Linked DNA regions of Homo sapiens: region 2 is linked to region 1. Evidence: chromatin loops called from intact Hi-C (ENCODE). Cell type or tissue: MCF 10A. All regions are shown on one strand. Links, peaks and the distances in the headings refer to the core of each region. The heading gives the core; the rest is flanking DNA. Region 1 overlaps SGMS2 (sphingomyelin synthase 2). Region 2 has its middle 41 kb from the start of PAPSS1.

Region 1 (2,831 bases), core at 198-2,697:
CAGCATTCTGAGTTCAGCTGTACTCAGAACAGAAAACCAACTTAGAAGGTGAAAGATGTACTCTACAGCCTTATTTAGAAAAAGAACTAGTGCTAATGACTTTTTCCCATAGCTTTGAAAGGTGCTTTTAAAAGAGAGAGCAAGCAACATTCCTCATTCAGCTGGGATGTTCAAAACAGGTTATAAAAATTATTCTACTAGTTACTAAAATGTAAGATCCAATTCTACTTCAAATGTAAAAAGGCAAACTTGTGTGAATTGCGACTGAAACAGTGGATATCATTAAAATTTATGGTCTGGCTATGTGACCGTGTGTTTGGACATGTTGAAAATCTAAGGTGGTAGGTAGAGGCAGTTAATAATAACTATCTAATGAAAATTCAAAAAGGATCTAGATGAAAATACAGCTAAATTGAGGGAAAGACTGTACTTCAGGGTGGAGTCCACATACTTACCAGATTCTGGACAATTTCTCTTTTCACACATATATCAATAAAACCTTGCTCTAAATAAAGGAGAAAGCAAATTATCTGCCGCCTTAGCAGGCTCTTACATTGTGTTAATTTCCAGACACTAAAGAGAAAAACACTGAAGTTCATAAATACATTTTTTGCTTTTAGCATAAAGCATCCTTTAACAATTTCAGGAGCAGGTTACTTTTTTAAGTAAAAGACAACTCATAGCTAAGTCTATTACTTAAGCATATTAAGGAAACACATGAAGAGTTATATTAAGGAAAATGCTTAGGAATGACTGCAGTTTGTGGAATAAGGTTTTAAGACTGCAAAGTTGCATTTGGGGAACTCTTTAACAAAGATAGACTGAATTCCTCTAATCACAAAACAGTAACAGTGTTAGGGTCTGAGTGGATATACCACATTGAGAGTTCTATAATTGATCAAGTAATGAAAAGTGTTACCAACTAAAAAACAATACAGCCAAAATTCTCTAAGAATGATCTTGTGGCATTAATACTGAAATCCTATTTGACTTGGAATGTTCAGATTGTATCCAAGTTAGCATACATTACATTTTTAAACTCTGTATTATGGTCAGTGTTTTGATCAAAATCATATTTTAGTGATTTAATCACTACCATCCCAGTGGAAAACAAATGTCTAAATGATGAATGAGAGGAAAGGAGGAATTAAGGAGCCTTCGTTTTTATGGACTAGGAGTCAGAATTCACATAGAGAAGCAGAAATAACCACTTCAGGGCTATGTCCAATTCTTAAGTGTCTTCAAAGCAAAAGTACCTGACTTATTTCTTCTTGATTTCCTACTATTCCAAAAATGAGGAGGCTGAACCCAGTGAACCATGAGCTCCTTTGTGGTGTCCAAGGAAAATCAGAGGGCAAGTTTACTTTAGAAATCTAAAAATCAAAACCGCATGGATCTGGTTCTAAACTCAGTCTCTTAAACACTTGTAACTAGATAGCAAGCAAACAAAAAACCGAAACCACATCCACACACCCAGCCCCACAGAAATGTAAAATTTGAGAATTGAATCTAGGCAAACCTTAAAGCAGGCTATTGACTCTAGACCAATACAGACATCACATTATGAGTAATGGAGAAAAAAGTTTCTCAACCTATTCCTTTTCCCACTTGTCAAGAGCCTGAAATAACAAACATGATGGGAGTGAATGTTATTCCTTTCCAAGCCTCTTGATTTATCATACAAATACCATAGCACCAAGTTGCTGGAAGTCAGGAACTGCACCTTAAATTCATCAACTCTGAGTCATCCACCACAGTACTGCTGTACACTGCCACTTTCATACACAGTTGCTCATCAAACACTTACTGAATAGTGACTGAATTTATTCAATGTGGTAGAGCTTTCTACTGTTTTCTTTCATCAAATGTTTGGGTAAGACTGAATTTATTGGGGGAAAAAAAGGAAAAATAATCTCAATAACCCATCTATTCACTCAAAAACAAACCCATGACAAATCCTCAAAACATTAGATTTACTTACTTGTATCTCAGAAACAGCCACTGGGTGATCCATAATCCAACTAATATAATCCCATTTATTTCTGATACAGAAAATGCCCATTTCACCCTATCAATGTAATCAAAAAACTTGTCTGGGAGTGGAGGGCTAAGCTCCTTGGGAGGGACCCTCTCATGTACAACTGTGATCATGACGGTTGTCAAGACGAGGTTGAAAACTGCATATATGAAGGCAATGCCCGTTTTCCACCACTCTAGTGGAAATTTGTTCCTTGATTCAGTGGGCATAGCAATTTGGATATAGTCCGGGTACTTTTTGGTGCCTTTTCGCAGCCCACTGGATAAGCTCTTGGGTTTACCATTGCCATTTTTGTTTTCTTCTTCAACAGGTTCAGCGGGTCTTGCATAAGTGTTCGTAGGATCACTGGGTTGATTTTCCAAATGTTCTTCAAGTTTTGCTGTCTCTATGATATCCATTGTCCCCTAGTCTTCAGATCAAAAAGGAGATGGTCAAGTTCTTGTTCTTTGTGGAAATTTAGCTTTTTTCAATCCTTCTATTTCCAAGATCAACATGGACTCTTACAATGGACTTTGTTTCCTAATACAAAATGTAGAAGGTAGCCATCCGATTACTGTTTCTTCCATGCAGCTATATGCTGTACCTTCACCACTTTCAAGAAAGGAAGCCAATTCTTCCCTCAAAAAGATGTTACTATCCCACCTAAAAGCAAAACAAAATTATGTTCAGAAACTATGCTTGTCCAACTGTCAACCATCCAAAACAGAAACATTCTTAAACTAAGGAAACAAATACCAAAGCCATTTGCTTTATAAATGTAACGTCAGAACCTAGTTAAAGCTGCTGAGATCAA
Region 2 (2,831 bases), core at 257-2,756, 140 kb after region 1:
TTTAATTTTAAAAATAATGTAAAGCACAGGGAAGTTTCAAGAACATTGCAAAATTTCCTGTACACCATTCACCAGATTCAATTATTATCACTTGCCAAATTTGCTTTCTTGTTATCTCTTTTTATGCATGTTTTGTTGTTTGAACCATTTGAGAATAAGTTGCAGATGACATCTCATTGCCTAAATACTTGAGCATATGTTTTCTAAGAATGAGAATATTCAATTATCAAAATTAGAAAATTTAACACTAATGTAATACTTTACCTAGTCTATAATTTATTTTAAAATTTCTTCAGTTGTCCTAATAAAATAGTCCTAATAAAAATATCCTTTATAGCCACCCTGTTCTACCCTTCCATCTCCTCCTCCCCCGGTACAGGATCCAATCCAGGATCCCGTATTACATTTAGTTGTCATGTCCCTTTTGTTTCCCTTAATCTGGAACAGTTCCTAAGTCTATCTTTATATTTCTTGACCTTGACATTTTTTAACGGTTCAGACCAATTATTTTGTAGGATGTCCTTGAATGTAGGTTTTCTTCATGGGATGTTTCGTTATGATTGCATTTAGGTTATCCATTTTTTATCAGGAATACTATATAGATGAGGTTGTGTTCTTTCCCATGCAACACAACAGAAATAATAAAATATCAGTTTTTCCCAATTTTGATATTGTCAACTTTGATTACTTGGTTAAGGTGATGTCTTCAAGGTTTATTCACTCTAATAGTACTGTTTTTTCTTCTTTGTAATAAAGTAATTTAAGTAGAAGTAGTTTGAGAGGATGTAACTACTCTGTTGTTTACCAAATTGCAACCCACTAGTTTTGGCATTGGTTGGCAATTTTGTCTGAATCAGTTATTACTATGATGATTGCCAAATGGTGATTTTCTACCTTCATCTTTCCATCTACATAAGATTTTACTCTAAGGTAGAAAGATTTTTTCCCTATTTATTTATTATAAATAGAAATTTATCTGTTTAATTTTAGTATAAACTTTTCTCATTGATCACCATTGCCATCTGTTATATATCAAGTTTCCATATATTCTTTGGTCTTTCTGGGTTCTCTCTTTCGTTCAGTTGGTCATTTGGCTTTTCCCTATGCCAAAATACTATCTGAATTATTATGGCTTCATCATTAGTTTCGATATCTTGTTGGCCAAGTTTCCATTTTTAATTGAGGCATGCCATGGATATTCTTGCTTTTCCATAAATTTCAGAATTATGTTGAAATTGTCATGTTTCACAAAATTTCTATTGATATTTTGATTGTGATTATATTAGCTCTCTTGATCAATTTGAGGACAACTGACTTTGAAAAAAATTGAGTTTTCCTTTCCATGAACACAGCCTATTTAGATCTGAGTGTATTTTAATAACGTTTCATAACGTTTCTGTACAGGCTTTATTATTATTCATTAAATTAATTTTAGGTATTCTATTTTTGAGCTATTTAAATGGAATCTCTTTTTACATTAAATTTTCTTTGTGCTTGTTATGCTCTAGAAATGTTTACTGAGTACTTGTTAGATTTTTATAGAAATGCAGCTGAATTTTGCATAGCAATGATATGGTAAACTTACTGCTTCTAGTAGGTTGTCTTTGGAATTTTTGTATACACTATTGTATCATTTGTAAAATAATGAAGTCCTTTGTCTTCCTTTCCAACCTTTCATCTTTGATTTATTTTTCTTGTTTTTCAGCGGGAAATTAATAAAATGAGTAGGAGAGTGCACAGTCCTGGAGATATTGCTTCACTATGCGAATCAATCCTGGTCCTAGCAGTTTGGCACCACCCGGCGGTGATTGTCCACTCCAACCTAAATATTGACGGGATTGATTCCGGGCCTGTAGTTGACTGGACGTCAGGAAAGCAGTAATGATTCCAGGAAATTCCTAGCTAGATAGTGCAAATTTTGTTGGCCCAGTTTGGGAATATTGAATGGGGCAATTACTGAGCAAGCGGGATTCGAACTCCACTTCTCCTGTGGATTTTGTGCTAGTTTGCTGCCTGGCTGCCCTATCTATTATGTACCCTATTCCATCCCCCAACCTCAGAACAAAAGCAATATTCCTCCTCCCTATCTGTTCTACATGTAGGATAGAGTGGTGGATGGGAGCGAAACATCCATTTTATAGTTTTAGAATTTATGTTATCCTGGATATATTTCCATAAGGTTATACTATATTTAAGTATTTGTATATATTTTCTCTCTCCTTCCATTATAATCTAGGCTTCAAAAAGGTAAGGATTTTTATGTTTTCTTCCCAGTGAGTAGAAGAGTCCCTAGCCTGCAGACACTCAAAAATAGTTGTTGAATAAGATGAGTGAATGAATATTGAAATCTTCCATTATATGGTAGAGTTGTCCATTTCTTCCTGTAATTCTATCAATTATTGCTTTATATTTTTAAGGCTCTTTTATCAAGCACATACAAAACTGAAATCATTAAAGCTTCTTGGTGAACTTAGTTTTCCTTAATAATGTTTTGGGGTGATTTGTTTTTGTTTTTATATTTTTGGTCATAAACTTGTTTCAATACTAATATTCCATCAAGATTTCTTTTGGTTAATATCTGTCAGGTATATCTTTTTACTAACTTTTTACTATGTCCTTATGTTTTATGTCCCCGTATTCTAAACAGTATTTAGCTGGATTTTTTAAATACAACTGGACAATCAACCATTTAATAGTGAGTTAAGTTTATTTATGATTGTGAATATTATTGATGCTCAGTTTATTTCTAAATACCTTTAAAACCTGTTTAATCTGTTTATTGATTAAAAAATTAAACAGTTACATTTCTAGAAGATCCTTCTGTTTCTTTT

The links. A loop is a pair of places that touch in the nucleus more often than their neighbours do. Peaks named below come from ENCODE experiments on the same cell type or tissue, not always from the same donor. Only the 100,000 strongest peaks of a DNase experiment are listed, where the experiment ranks them.
Region 2: a loop joins it to region 1, with 5 times the contacts of the local background. A loop is called at or near these places in 10 of 110 quality-filtered maps.

Annotation. Positions count from the first base shown.
Region 1 is chr4:107,895,159-107,897,989 of GRCh38, reverse strand. SGMS2 (sphingomyelin synthase 2) reads right to left here. Exons shown (of 7, transcript NM_001375905.1): 3 at 1,982-2,680. The coding sequence starts at 2,436. The region is part of intron 1 of CYP2U1-AS1 (CYP2U1 and SGMS2 antisense RNA 1); the gene reads left to right. Among named protein-coding and RNA genes, the nearest start is that of CYP2U1, 35 kb to the left of the region's middle. In MCF 10A, for the core only: no CTCF peak of the experiment used is centred there; a DNase peak (open chromatin) is centred at 1,659.
Region 2 is chr4:107,759,698-107,762,528 of GRCh38, reverse strand. No RefSeq gene overlaps it. Among named protein-coding and RNA genes, the nearest start is that of PAPSS1, 41 kb to the right of the region's middle. In MCF 10A, for the core only: a CTCF peak has its summit at 1,777 (motif pointing left); a DNase peak (open chromatin) is centred at 1,808.